3 separate regions of the Mus musculus genome follow, and regions 1 and 2 are each linked to region 3. The links are chromatin loops, found by intact Hi-C in ENCODE. Cell type or tissue: heart. All regions are shown on one strand.

Region 1 (5,000 bases), 58 kb before region 3:
CAGCTGGAACTTCAGGGCTTTGCCATCAAGAACAACATGTCTCTGAACCCTGCAGCTCCAGGAGGGAGGCCCCCTCCTGTGTGCCCATTTTACAGGACAGGGATGCCCAGCTGTGAAGTGTTCACTTAGAGCCACAGAGCTAGGATGTGGTGGTCTGGCCTGATATGGAGAATCCCAGCCCAAATGTGCATCTCAAGTGAGTAACTGTGGGCCACAGATGGCCCTGGCTTTTTAAGCAGCCGGCAGCTGCCTGGAGACCCAGGCCATCTGTCTGGAACCACAGTCGCAGCTTGGGGAGGATACAGCTCTCCCTGGAGATGCAGAACAGAGCAGAGCCCTGCACTCATTCCTGGAGAGAGACAATGGCAATCTGAGCGGCTCGGGGACAGGGACTGCTGTCCCCAGGGATACCCACACCTCAGCTGGGGTGACCTCACTCGACATATGGTGAAACCTGAGAGGGGTGGTGGGGGCACCCCCAGATCACACCAAGTACAAAGCAGGATGCCCATGGGACTCAATCCCCACTGTGATCTGCAGAGATTCATGGACCAGCAGCACCCTGGCCACAAAGTCAGAATAAGCCACGCCTTCAACAATAATAAACCAGCCCTATAAGACACCATGGCCTGCTCCCAGCAAACCCCCACAGCCAGACATGGGGAGGTCCCCCTAAGCACCCAGAAAGCCCTGCAAAGACCCCAGTCCTATATCCCACCGGCTTACAAACCTGGTTTGGATCCTACAGGGATCAGGAACCTCAGGCATAGCACAAAGATCTTGCTTCCACAAATGACATGCCATCCCATCAGTCATGGGAGAGTGACGCCTCCTTCCCCCACCCCAGCCCAGGACAGCCCTGCAATGACAAGTTCATGATACAGAAGTCCATTTAATGACCTGGAGAAGAGCCACTGATGACCCCTTAGCCAGGGCAATGACCAGGGCCGGGGCGGGGGGGGAGGCCTGTCATTGAGTGGGGGGCACACGGGGCCACATCTCAGTTTTGGCTCAATAAATTACCTGGGCCTCACACATGTGTGAAAAGGGCCTGGCAGGGCCAGGAACAAATGCTAACAGTGCAGAGCAGGCTGTAAAGGTCTAGCTCTGCCATTGATGGGGGGGGGGGGGGGAATATGCAGATGAGCAGTGACTACCCCCACCCCAGGCCTCAGTTTCCTCCTCTATGAATCAAAGAAAGAGTGAGAGCTCTGCCTGCAGGGAGCACGTCAGAGGCCATCACGTAACACATGTGATACACAGGAGTGATGCAGGCACATAAAATACTTGAGACTGTAGGTGAGCATCTAGCCCCATCATAATCCCATCTGCAGATTACAGGGGTCTCTGGGAATGGGAGCTGGGTATCCACAGGCTCCGGGCACCGTGCTTCCTAAGAAAGCTTCGGACACCTGCCAGCCACCACTAAGGAGCCAGACACCCAGCGTGACCACACCACCAGCATGGCCACACGTACCCCATCCTGTTTGTACTTGTGTGGGCTTGGGCTTATTTGCAGTGTTAAGAGACTGAGCCCAGGACCTCAGCACACCAGACAAGTAAGTGCTCTACCAATGAGCTACATCCCAGGCTCTCAGTTCAGTTCTTGTCTTGTGGCAATACAAGACTACTATACTATCACTGTCTCCCATCCAAATACTAACCAAGCCCGACCCTGCTTAGCTTCTGAGATCAGACGAGATAGAGCATGTTCAGGGTGGTATGGCCATAGATATATACTATCATTGTCAACCTGACAAGATCTAGAGTCACCTCAGGAGACAAGTCGCTAAGCACACCCAGTGAGGGATTATGTTAGGTTAGGGTGAGGTGGGAAGACCCATCCTGAATGTGGGGGGCAGGCACCATCCCACAGGCTGGGGGTCTCAGACTGCATAAAAAGGAGAAAGCATGCTGAGGGCAGAGTTCCTCTCCAAGTGGCCTGACAACAGACACAACGTGAGTGGCTGCCTCATGCCTCTGCCGCCATGCCCTCTCCGCCATGACTGACTGTACCCTGGAATTGTGAGCCAGAGTATTTCCCTTCCTTAAGGTTGCTGTTATCAAGGTATGTTGCCATAGCAACAGTTGGGTAACTGATACAGCAAGGTTTCATCAGGTTGCCTAGGCTACCCTTGAACTTACCATGTGTAGGCCACACAGGCTTAGAACTTATAATTCTCCTGCCTCATCCTCTCAAATAGCAGGGATAATCGGCCCATACCACCAGGCCTGGATTAGTGGTACCATTTGAAGTCTTGTGTTTTCCAGCCTGAACTTAAAATACCTGTATCTCCTGCAGAGACAGAGGACAGTGTGGCCTGTCATCAACAACAAAGCCACCTGCCACCCCCGGCACCCCCTGCCCATGCCGAGCAGACTATCCCCACCCCCAGGCCTTGGGAAACACCCAGCACCTCTGACTCAATGCTGTCTTTTTAGTAAAGGTGACCGCTCACTACCAAGACTTCCTGGAACCAGTGGGCTGGCTGTGGGAGCCGACAGTTGCTCAGATGAGAGACAGGCTGTCTGAGGGGCTGGTGTTTGAGCAAGCACTGTGACAGATGGGGAGCTCTGCAAGTATCTGGGGGAAAGGGCATTCTGGGGCAGAGGCCCTCGGCTTTCCTAGCCCTTCCCATCTGAAGCACCTGCCCCTCCACCTCCTTCACACCCATGCTGGCAGGCAGTTACACCCAGGGACGCTACTTGTGTTTGCCTATCAACTTATCGATTTGTCCATTTAGCGTGTTGTGGAGAGCCAGAGTCTAGAAAGAAGCCCTCAGTACACACGTGTCAGGCCCACCAGATGATCATCTAACCCCCATACCCTTTACCCCAGCTCCCCTTCCAGACCCTGATGAGGAACACCCACCCTGGGATCCACCAAAGAGGAACTTGAAGCAAAACCCAAGTTGCTACCACCTACTGTGAGCCACTCAACAGTGGGGGAGGGGAGGCCGCAGAAGGGAAGCAAACCTCTCCCCACAGAGCCCCACCCATCCCTCCCCTGCCAAGGCCCACTCAGTGGATACCCAGCCACCCTGGGCAACTCACACCCTCTTTAGTTGAGCCTGCAAAAGGCTTTGTGTCTCGGTTTGAATATGAATACCCCAACCCTAGCTTCTTTGGGGATAATGGGCATATAGGCTTGAAGTACCTGAAGCCCCTGTGGCTACCACCTTCCCCCAGGGCAAGCATCCTGAGTTTTCCCATCTGACACAGTCACTGCTGCCTTCCCTGGCCTGACTGAGGTTGTAAATGTGAGTGTGAGACCCTCTCCTACACAAAGACACGGCTAATGGAAATCCACACCCAAGTCAGACATCACTAATGGAGCACAGAGCTATTCTTGCTGAGTCTCCTCATTGTTATCCTGTAGATCTATAACCTGCTCTGGAGTCCCTCCCACTCAGACCCCAACTCCTCCCTTTTCCTTTGAGCCCTTTGGTTTCTTTTTCCTGTGAACAATGGGGTCACCGCAGTTAGATTAAGACTGGGGTTCTCCACCACAGGTCTTCAACATGTGATTGCCTGGAGTTTCTGAAGAGACATGGTGGAACCCACATGTGGGGCGTGATATGCAGGCATACAGATCTCAGCTATGGAGGCTGTCGGATAACTTCCCTGGCTTCCTCCCTCTAGCCAGACAACCAGATCTGCCTCCAGATATTGCCTTGGTCAGCCACAGCCAGCTGACTGAGCTAACAAAACTGCTACTAGAATGAGCATCTGGGGTTTAAGTACTACCTGTACCCTAGCCTGCTGTGTGTCCCAGTAGCCTTTCTGGGCCTTGCCTTCCTTCTCTGAGGAATTGGAACAAGGAACAATACCCTCTCTCTGTCTCAGGTCCTTCCTCTGGGAAGCAGGGGCACAGGATGGCTCCCGTGACTTCTTTTCTGGTGATGAAATATCCTTGCATCTGGCCGAGGTGATGATGACCAAACTCTGACTGCTCAAACCCACGAGTAGCACACTCCCCTTGAGTCCAGGGGACTGTGACATGCAGAATAGAGCGACACACTACCGAAGCAAAACCAAGACCCGCTTGCTGCCTAGAGGGGACAAAAGCGCCCGGAGAGCCTCCAGCACACACCACAGAAGCCTGTGTGGCAGGTGGCTAGGAGCAAAAGCATCAAACTCACAAGCCAGCAGTGTCCGGGAACAGGCCTGATTTAGGTGGCATTTCCTGCCGGAATGCGAGGACAAAGCAGGGCCAGCCACTCTAAAGCCCCAGAGCCCAGGGCTGGGCGGGTGGCCTTCTGGGTCCCACTCCTTCTGCACTTTGGGACAATGGGATTGCTGCTCTCAATGGCGCTGACACTTGACATCTGAGACAATTGCTCTGGGAGCCCCCCACACCCAGGTCCAAGGGTTAGCCTTTTTTTTCCCCCATCTCCCCAAACAATTGTCCCTGTACAGGCTTCAGTCCAGTCCAGACTTTATCTACAGGGGCTGTGGAGAACCAGGAAACAGTGCTCAAGACAGAGGATGACAACAGTGTGGCTCCAAACAGGACGGGAGGGGGTGGCGCCCACATGGCTGGAAGTTTCCCTGTTTGCTTTTACTGCAGCAGCTGTGACCCTGGGGAAGGGATTCCCAGGGACAGGATTGCGCTGCTGCCCTCGGGGTGTGAGCGCAAATCTGCCATAGCTTCCTAGCATTGCCTGGCATTGCCTTGTTCCGCCAGCCTCACCCCACTGCACAGATAAGAAGACTGAGGTTTCCATGGGCTGAAGCATCCTGCCAAGTGGACTTAGCTGAGCTCCAACCTCTGGGCTATCCAGCATCCAGGCATCCACTCTGGCCCAGTCTCTTGGTCCCAACTGTCACTCATTTCCCACCCCTGGCTCCTGATGGCAGCAGCATAAAAGCCATCCCCTCCCTAGGCTCTGTAACAGATTCTTTGTCCTCAGGGTCTATACCAGTGAAGAGAAGGCCACCCTTCAGGGAAGATCAAGGGGCCCAGAGGCAGGCTGCAGCATGGGGTAGGTCCACCAGCC
Region 2 (5,000 bases), 110 kb before region 3:
TCCACCCAGGGAAGGGTGGGTGGATGGATGGACAGATGGTAGGCAGATGAACAGATGGATGGGTGAGGGATGGATAGGCAGATGGGTACATGACTAGATGGGTGGCAGATGTTTGGTAGGTAGAGGAATAGGTGTGTGGATGAACGATTGACAGATACATAGACAGGTGGCTAGATATGGGTTAGTAGGTAGGTAGGTAGATGTATAGATAGAAGAGTGAAAAAATGGTTGATGGTTGGTAGATGAATGAATGGTGGATGGATGGACAGATGGGTGGGTAGAAGGATGAATGGTGTAGCTTATTAGTCGGTGCATGGATAGATGATGGATGGATGATGAATGGATGGATAGATGGATGATGGGTTGATGGACAGACAGACGGATGGATGGATGGATGATATATGGATGATAGATGGTGAATGGACAGATGGATGGACAAACAGATGATGGGTGGATGAACGGATGGATAGACAGATGGATAACGAGTAGGTAGATGGATGAGTAGGTAGGAGATGAATGATGGATAGACAGAGAAAAGATGGTAGATGGGTGTGGGAAATAACTGAGTGGGGAGTCGCGTCCATGTGGGATCTATGGACGGAGGCATAAGCCAATGGATACACACTGGGCCACATGGTACATAGGTACATAAGAACAGACAGATGCATAAGCCATCAGAGAAATCAACACTGGATAGATGGGCAGATGTGGAGGCTGAGGAGGGATGCTGGGTAGATGGTGGACGGTGGATGAACACCAAGGGTAGTTGGGGTGAGGTAGCTAGATGGTATGGATACTAAATGCGTCTGTCTGTGTGCATGCATGTAGCTATGTACGGAGTATAAATGAAACTCACAAAATAAGGAGGAGGCCATACCAGGCCCAGAAAGCTCAGGCCCAGATGTCTCAAATCACATCCTGTCAATTCTCAGACTGGTCCATCACACCTTGTCTGTCCGTCCTCACAGAGCTCCAATCACACCCTCTCTGTCCTCACAGAGCTCCAATCACACTCTCTCTGTCCTCACAGTGCTCCCATCACACCCTCTCTGTCCTCACAGTACTCCCATCACACCCTCTCTCTCCTCACAGTGCTCCCATCACACCCTCTCTGTCCTCACAGTGCTCCCATCACACCCTCTCTGTCCTCACAGAGCTCCAATCACACTCTCTCTGTCCTCACAGTGCTCCCATCACACCCTCTCTGTCCTCACAGTGCTCCCATCACACCCTCTCTGTCCTCACAGTGCTCCCATCACACCCTCTCTGTCCTCACAGTGCTCCCATCACACCCTCTCTGTCCTCACAGTGCTCCCATCACACCCTCTCTGTCCTCACAGAGCTCCCATCACACCCTCTCTGTCCTCACAGTGCTCCCATCACACCCTCTCTGTCCTCACAGTGCTCCCATCACACCCTCTCTGTCCTCACAGAGCTCCCATCACACCCTCTCTGTCCTCACAGTGCTCCCATCACACCTTCTCCATCCTCCAATAGGCTTTTGCCTTACTCAGAAAGGAGTTCAACACCTCTGCCTCAACTGTCTCACACATCTGCCCAGAAATATGTGCATCAACATCAGCATCGCCACCAACGCCATGCCTAGAGCATAATTCCTAGATCAGTCTTCTCTCCTGCATCCCCCTCCCCATCCTCTGGGCTTTGGCTCACTTACCTTTCTTCCCTTCTTTTAAAAAAACAAAAAACAAAAAAAACAACCCTAGGCCCCAACATACCTCTGGGCCTTGAAGTTGCTGCTCCATTCACCTAAAAATGCCCTTTCCAAACTCCCTCCGTGCCACCGCTCCCAAGGGGCAACAACCCACACGACCGCCAGGGAAGACTCCACACAGAGCCTGCCCACCTGACTATGCACTCTGCAGCAATGGGTTTACAGATGTATGTGTGTTTATCAGACCCCTCCCTGAGCACACTGACACACGGCGTGTGAGCCCTCGCTGATAGCTGCTGACCTTGTTCATTGACCTTTTCTTGACACGCTTTGAGACTCAAGTGTCCTCCACACAACAAATGAGGAACGAACGAGGAAGGTTGGGGACACAGGTGAGACAGGTTCTGGCTCGAGGCCTCTGAGGTCCCAGCCCCTGTGGACTCTTGGGCTCGGCACAGATTTCAGCCCACTGGAGCCAACGCAAGAGGGTGATCCCAGAGCAGGCAGCACCCACAAGCGTGGGCAGCAGTGCCCAGCCCCCTTTATGGAAACCAGCTGTCCCACCTCCGGTTACAACAGGGGACGCTATTTTTAGCTTTTCGTGCTGGCAGAGGAAGGACCTGGCCTTATAGAGGTAGCGGCATTACGAGGCATTCAGAAAGCCCAAGGATGTGGGAAAGAAACAGGTACATTTCTGGTACGCTGGGTGGGAACTTTCCAAGTTCTGTGTCCCTCTAACCACCCCCTACTCCACTGTTCTCCAAGTCCCAACTCTTGGGACAGGCACTGACTGCCAGCAACCCCAGAAGGCAAACAGATGTTGGTGTGACCACTCGCAGAGGCTGGAGGTCAGAGAGCCAGAGCAAGGCTGCTCACCAGCTGTCCTATCCAGGGCCACAGTGGGGAACAAGAAGTATACCAAAGTGACTGCAGGGGGCAGAAAACAGACTCAGGAGAGCAACTGAGTGGCGACTATGCCTACACTTGCTACCCTTTGGGAAACCAAGCTGGGTCTTCAGCTTGTTGGGCCAACTAATGCAAAGCTGTCCCTATCTAGGGACCAAGATGCAGCTGGATGCTGCTCAACAGGATGCAGCTGGCAAATGGTTTCCTTGGGGACATCTGGAATTCGTGGGTGGACTTTTTAATCCTGTGAAACTTTAAGCTGGAACCCAGGAGGGAAACCAGATAAAGTTAATCTCTTCTTACGCAGGAACCTCAAACTCTGAACAGGGGATACTGGCCAGGTAGAGTCTGTGCCAAGCCAGTCAAAGCTAAAGCCACTGCTCAAAGAGCCCACCACAACCCCGTGGGTCCAGCTCTTCAAGAGAGCGAGCAGGAAATCTGATATTTCCTATGGAGCTCCCAGTTGTTCAATGCTGGCCCCAGGCTTCCACGTGTACTGGGCCAGCAGAGAGTGCCCCAAGCTGGACATCAGCGTGCACAGAAGCTCTGAGTGACAGGTGGCAGTAGGGAGCTGGGATCTGACAGTAGCTCTGGGTGAGGCTATAAACAACAAGGCCCAGGCTTCCAGATAGATGTCCCCACAGCAGTGGGAGGCACTGAGGTTTGGAGGCCAAGGTGGGGTGGAATCAAATGGCAGAGTCCTCTGACAGGCTGTGCCAACTTCCCTTCTCCTTCGGCCCTGCCGAATGGACACCACTCAGCCCGTTTCAGGTCAAGGCCAAGGTTGAGCACAGAGGGCATGTGGGCACATCCTTTCATGAGCGACACCTGATCAGAGGCTCCATGTACCACTCCCCAAAGGGACATCTTCCCACTTGCTTCCTGCCTGGAGCCTGGGGTTGAGATGCCACCTGGAGTCCCATGCACAAAGTCCCTGCCAATGTCCCTGGTGATGTCTGTCAGGCCGTGTGACTCTCATACCTCAACTTCATGACTGCCGAGAGTGCAGGCGTGTGCCGCTACACCCAGTTTGATCTCTGTTGCATGCAGCTATGCACACAGCCTTCTACCTCAGAGCCCCCAGTGTGTGGATGTTTAACAACAAGACACGCCGTCACTATCAAGGGAGGCAACAAATGCCTCTGCCTCAGGAAACCATCCCGAGTGGCCCTGGGGTCTCACAATTCATCTTTGCCCCCTACTGAGCCTCCCTGAACACCTGGACTAAAGCCTGACCCCTGACCCAGTGCCACGAGATGCAGCCCTGCTGACTCCCGAGCCTCGGGCCAACAGTCGCCAACTCAGCTCCTGCCACCCCAGCATCACAGCTCACGAAAGCCACCAGACTCTGCCACGCCCAGGCGTGCTGCTCCTCTGGTCTTCTTGTGGCTGACACTCGCTTGTCACTCAGGTCTTGGTTGAAATGTGATCTCCAGTACGAGGCCACCTTTCCCACCCTGGCTGAGTCAGCTCTGCAGCTCCCCCCTTTACATCACTGCACAACTGCCTTGTGGGGTTCCCTGGCCCAGTGGGTTCCTTTATTGGCCTGTGTACTTGTCCACCGAGTGATTCCTGTAGGAACAGCCATCTCCCTGTGGGCAGGAAGTCTGTCTGTTCAGTTCCCTGCTGCTGGCTGGCAATGGGAGGGATGGAAGGGAGGGAGGGAGAGAGAGAAGGAGGGAGGAAGGAAGGATGGAAGGGAGGGAGGGAGAGAGAGAAGGAGGGAGGAAGGAAGGAATTAATTTTTGTCTCTCTAGCTAACCTGAGGCTGCTGGAAGGCAGGTACACACACACACACACACACACACACACACACACACACACACACACACACATACACACACACACAGAGTATGTTATCCCACAGTACACAGATTTTACCACTGAAATGTGAAGTCTATTCGTTTCTGAGTGGGACACAAACAGGTCACTTCTTCACACCTGTCCATGTAACATGATGTCGTGCATGGAGGCCCCAGCCCATGTTCTCAGTGCTCTGGCCAGCATGGTACTATTGCCATTGCATCCCCACTGCATCCCCACTGTGTTTCCACAGCATCCCCACTGTGTTTCCACAGCATCCCCACTGTATCCCCACTGTGTTCCCACTGCATCCCCACTGTGTTCCCACTGCAACCCCATTGTGTTGCCACTGCAACCCCATTGTGTTGCCACTGCATCCCCTCTGTGCTCCCACTGTGTCCCCACTGTGTTTCCACTGCATCCCCACTGCATCCTCCAGCCTTTCTCCTTCCTTAATTATCATTCATTGAGACCCAGAGACATTAAACCAGTGCCCAAAGTCATCCAATAAGAAGGTAAGGGGAGTAAGACGCAGTCCCAGTCTGACTCAAAACCTGGCCTTAAAAGGCTATGAAGATAAGCCAGACAGTCCATAGCCAGGGAGTCGCCATCCAGTCCC
Region 3 (5,000 bases):
TCACCATAACGCATCCCAAAATTTTCTGCTTCCTCAGCTGAGGTCCTAGGATCCTAGGAGACAAGGAAGGGCACAACCCAGTGTCTGGATGAAGCCTAAATCCAGTGTGGGCACGCTGAAGGAGCTCTGAAGCCTCAGGAGGGGAACAGAACAGACTCTTTGGTTTCCGTAGCTGGAATCTAGAGATCAACAGGAAACTCAATGGAAGTCCCCAGGCTGTCTCTAGTGAAGGCTCAGACCCCATTCCCTCCGGGCAGCTCCCTATGACAGCCTCCTCTGTGGGAGCTCAACCTACTACCCTACTCACCTGTAAGATTAATTATCACATAAGGAATAACCCCAGTTGATATTTACATAGCTGACTGCCTGCAGGCACTGCTTAGAGTATTCAAGATAAGTTACACAATCCTATAAAACCAACAGGACAACCTCTAGTCTCCTCTCCCACTTTATAAGGGAATAAAGGCCCAAAGATGTCAAGCCAGCTTGCCTTAAATCACAGAGCCAAAGGCCTCACACCACACAGTCTGGCTCTGAATTTGGAGCTCTGGACCTTGTATTATATTATTTATCTGTCTGGTTGTTTGTTCATTTGTTATTTGTTTATTTATTTTCAGGGGTGCACGTATGCTATGGTGTGGCCTTAGGGATCAAACTCAGGTTCTCAGGTTTAGAGGCAAGTGCCTCGAAAGCTCTCATCCTTCCCACCAGCTCAAGCTCTGGACTTTTTAAAGAACCCATTTTGCCACTGTAAAACTACACTGGCTCCTCCCAGACAGCCAGGAGCCCAGGGAACCCCCTCCAGCCAGGGTGTACAAAAGCTGACAAGTTGGGGTGGGGAGAATCCCAGAAGAGCTGCCCGCTCTTCTGTGCCCTACTGCATGCAGAAAAGCCCGGGTGGTCAGAAGAGCATGCAGCTCCCGGCCAAGCTTCCAGGACTAAGTGGCCTCCCTCGGGTTGCCTGAGGGCCATTCCCTAGTGGCCAGAGGTGGCCTCCAGGGCTCACAGGGCAAGACACACTACTCAGGTTACACAATCAGTCCTCCACTTCTGGCACTGGCTTGGGGACCCAAGTAAGGGCAAGGCAGAAAAGCAGCCTGGGGTCCCCTGCTCTTGTACACGTGGGGAAACCGAGGTCAACACAGGAAGCAACGGTGTCCCAAGACACAATAATGTCTGTCTGGCTCATCTCAGAATGCCCCAGTCACACAACAATGGCTGTCCACAAACGACAGGTGTCCTGGGATGACATGAAAGTCAGAGAAAACTTTTCCCCCCCTGGTTTCTTTAATTCTAAGAATGTGGACTCTAATCAATTTCCATTATCCTAGCGGCCCCGTCTCCGTAGGGACGATTTAAAACCGCAGTCAACCTAGCACAACAGCCAGGGGCACACATGGGGGAGTGGGTTTTGTTTTTTTTCCCCCATTAATATAAAAACTAGTTTAGATTTCCTGTTTCTTTTTAAGGCTGAGCAGCTCAGTCACTGCGAGGGGGAAGTGAGGAGTTCCCTAGAATCTGTCATTGCTCAGCAATGCCAGAGTGGCTGCCTCTTTCATTTAGAAACTGCCAGCTTCAAGCCCTACCCGATTCTCTCTCTCTCTCTCTCTCTCTCTCTCTCTCTCTCTCTCTCTCTCTCTCTCCCCCACCCCCTTCTCAACTGTGAGAGAGGAAGAGATGGGAAAGAAAGCCAACCCTGTCTTATTCTCACAGGCCTTTCCAGAAGGATCCTTGGGCCAAAGGGCTTTCAATGCCTCCACACAGCGTCTTCCCCCCCCCCAACTTCGTACTCCCTCCTCCCTCAGTGGGAACCCCCCCCCCCGACCTCACACAGACTCCCCTGCATCCTTAAGCCATTGAGTGTTTCTTTTTCCCAGATGGAGAGAACTCCAGTGTGATTGGGGGTCTCTTGAAACACACACACACACACACACAAACGCACGCCTTCCTGAAGCAGGGTTAAGACTTCCTCCAACCCAAGAAGGGAGTTAAAGCGGCCCCAGCAGGAGGCACGGAGATTAAAGCCCTCAGGTCTCTAAGACCAGCCCTTCCCACCCCCTCCAGTTTTCTCACTTCCTAGGAGGGTAGGGAAGTGGCCCCTTCCTCATTCTCACTAGAGACACCAGGGCAACTACGTACCGGAGTTTAAAGCCCCCGCAGGGCTGCCCTGGGTCACCGCCCTGCATCCAACCCTACGACGTAGCCTGCAGAACTATCCAGAGCAAGGGACTCAACCTCTCTGGAGCCGAACTCTTCCCTGATCTTAAGGATCAGAAAATATAACCTACTGATGAGCCCGGTAACGGCACAGTCTGCTGATACCAGTGTAAGGTGCGTGGTACACAGACGCACTCGGACGCTGTTTTGCAGTCTAAGGCTTTGACTGTGCAATTCGAGCTGGGGCAAGGCTACGGAGCCCAGGGTCCCCGGTGCAGCTAAGGAGCCCCTACCCGGGCTTCTCCCTACACTGGCCCCCCAGCGGGGCGGCCCCGGGCAGCGGCCGCGCGGATGTAACCATTTCAAACTATGCACAAGGCGGGGAGCCACAGACAAAAGCGCAACGCGGGCCGGCCGGCCACAGGTGGCGGGAGCTCACCGACTGCAGGAAACGCAAGGTGCCCACGTAGTCGCGCTCGGTGCCCAGGATCTCGTTGAGTACGCACAGACGGAGGCGCAGCTGGCGCTCCGAGTCGCGGGCGGCCGCGCACGGCCCGGAGACGGGGCCGCGAGCATCGGGATGCGCACCGTCCCCGCCTGGGTCCCCGCCGCCGTCACCACCACCGCTGCCGGGTGCCTCCATAGCCGCGCGGCGCCCGAACTTCCCGCGCCGAGGTCGCGCCGCGGCTTAGGCGTCCGGGCTCCGCATCCCGGACAGGCGCCGCTCAGCGGGCCCGGGGCAGGCGGAGCGGGGGCGGGACCTGGGCGGGGTCATGGTGTATGGGCGGGGCCTTGGTAGAGAGGGCTGAGCGATGGGCGGGGAAGGAGGCGGGGTCAATCTGCTAGTGGGCGGGGATCTTTGTAGAAAATGGACGGGGTGGGGCGGCACCTCATGCGGAAACTGGGCGGGGACTAATGGAGAATGGACTGAGCTGGGGCGGAGTCTGGTGGGATTGGGCGGGGATTGGGCGGAGCCCCCTCCCGGCTTCCAGGGAGCGTCGGCCAAGAGCCGGTTCGTGCGCGCGCCGCACAGTCAGAGTTTGGGGCTGGAAATGCGTCGCCCCAGACCCCAGTCAGGTCGTGGTTCTGCTGAGTCTGTAGGCCAAGACCCATTCAGCAGTTCTGCAAGAGCAGCTCGCGCCATCCACCCGTAAGGAGTGCCCCGTGGGTGATCTGCTGGAGCCGGATCAGCGACCACCACGCGCATCTCCTGACGCCCGGAAGAGCAGCTCGACGCCCCCACCAACACGGCCGCTCATGCCCTCGGCTTACGGTGACCTTGGAAGAACTCTAGCTGCATCTTTGTCCTTACTTCTGTTTCTCTTTCCGTCGGAGCTCTGCGCCTACTGTCCCAGCGCTCCCCATCCCTAAGCAAAGGTGCCCACTTGGACGAGACCGTTGCAGGAAGCCGCCCTCGTACCCACCAGAGATAAAGCCAAAATGGGAATTTTGCTGCCAGCCGACAGGCTGTTCTGTGTGACCTTGATCTTTCAAACGTTCAGTTAACGTGCTAACCCCCCTTTACCCTCGAGAGGCATTGGGACCCGAGTCAGCCTCTGGGGTTCAGCCCCTCATTGATGACCTTGGTCAGCACCCCCATCCCACCTAAAGCTCCTCCGTTTGCCTCACAGTACAAGGGGAAGAACAGTAACACCTAACTCTTAGGGACCAGCATACGGCTGAGCCATAGTCCCTGGAAAGTGATTTTAACACCCTAGAAAGTCTTATCTTCGTTCTTAATTATTCCTGCCTTTGTCAACTGCCCTCTTGACCGGGCCTCTGAACTGCTTGTTCAATCCCTACCTGCCCCGCCTCAGATCTATTATCTCCTATGGAGTCAGTCCCTGTTTCACAAAATAGCCTCTGTGGAGTGTCATCATTTCTGGGGCAGGAGCACTGTCCTCTATTTACTTCCCTTCAAGATGCCTAGAATAGTTCTCTGGGGCCTTGAAGTAAAACAGTCTTTTGCACAAGGATAGAGGAGAGACTGTGGTAGCTCCTGCTACCCCTGGCCCTGTTCCTTTGGGGCCTAGGGCACCGTGACATTTGATGTGGGCAAGGTATCCTAGGTAAATGGATGTAAAAGGGTGAGCCCATCAGGTATTGGTCATGGAGTGAGTGTTTCCAAAGAATCATTATCTTCTTGTTTCTGAGCTTTCCAGACATAACACTGCTTCTGTCCTTAGATCCAGCACCTTTTTGGGTTTCAGTGGGCCCTGTCTTGAAATCATTACTCGCTAGCTGGTAGCAGTCACGAGCCAGCCAAATCCAGCTGCCTGGGTGACCTTGGCCAAGACACTTCACCTTTCTGAAGCTCCATTTTTTTTTTTTTAATCTGTAAGATGAGAGTCTGAGGGAACAAACCCAGGATTAGTGACATCTAGGGTCAGGTTAGTTCTCCATTGTAAGAGCATAGCAGCACACAGTACCCGGGATGTCCCAGGAGCACCCCGTCCACAGTTGTGAGCCGTCGGTGCCTTCTAAGGTAGCCAGAGAACCTCTGACACACGCAACACAGCTAGCTGGGTTAGGTAGTGCTAAGTAAACACTAGTCCCCTTCTCAGCCTGTGACCAAGGCTGGAGGTTAGCCTCACATTTACACATGGGTCCCACCCTCCAAACAAGAACTGACTGTCAGAAAGAATGACCGAGCACTTCCACATCTGTGGACGGGCCCCTCACATCATCTCCCACCCTGGAACAGTGACACTGCCTAGCACACGTGTCTGGATTTCTTGTGGAGCTCTTTGTTGCTGGTTTGTTGGATTTATGTAGCCCAGGACAGCCCTGAACTCCTGATCCTCCCGCCCCAGTCCCCAGAACGCTAGGGTTACAGGCCTGCA

What was found. A loop is a pair of places that touch in the nucleus more often than their neighbours do. Peaks named below come from ENCODE experiments on the same cell type or tissue, not always from the same donor. Only the 100,000 strongest peaks of a DNase experiment are listed, where the experiment ranks them.
Region 1: it touches region 3 in a loop (2.1-fold over the local background); 9 of 42 quality-filtered maps call a loop at or near these places.
Region 2: a loop joins it to region 3, with 2.9 times the contacts of the local background. A loop is called at or near these places in 16 of 42 quality-filtered maps.

What each region holds. Positions count from the first base shown.
Region 1 is chr2:166,653,409-166,658,408 of GRCm38, forward strand. All of the region lies in intron 1 of Prex1 (phosphatidylinositol-3,4,5-trisphosphate-dependent Rac exchange factor 1), which reads right to left. Among named protein-coding and RNA genes, the nearest start is that of Gm50596, 47 kb to the right of the region's middle. In heart, no CTCF peak of the experiment used is centred here; DNase peaks (open chromatin) are centred at 2,397, 2,941 and 4,358; H3K27ac peaks cover 2,651 bases.
Region 2 is chr2:166,603,118-166,608,117 of GRCm38, forward strand. The region is part of intron 10 of Prex1 (phosphatidylinositol-3,4,5-trisphosphate-dependent Rac exchange factor 1); the gene reads right to left. Among named protein-coding and RNA genes, the nearest start is that of Gm29679, 41 kb to the left of the region's middle. In heart, CTCF peaks have their summits at 2,590 (motif pointing right) and 3,164; DNase peaks (open chromatin) are centred at 2,474, 3,564 and 3,904; H3K27ac peaks cover 2,374 bases.
Region 3 is chr2:166,710,919-166,715,918 of GRCm38, forward strand. It overlaps Prex1 (phosphatidylinositol-3,4,5-trisphosphate-dependent Rac exchange factor 1), which reads right to left and starts at 2,914. Exons shown (of 40, transcript NM_177782.3): 1 at 2,597-2,914. The coding sequence starts at 2,800. It overlaps Gm46777 (a long non-coding RNA gene), which reads left to right and starts at 2,911. Exons shown (of 3, transcript XR_001783555.2): 1 at 2,911-5,000. In heart, no CTCF peak of the experiment used is centred here; DNase peaks (open chromatin) are centred at 1,073, 2,013, 3,023 and 3,583; H3K4me3 peaks cover 3,377 bases; H3K27ac peaks cover 3,868 bases.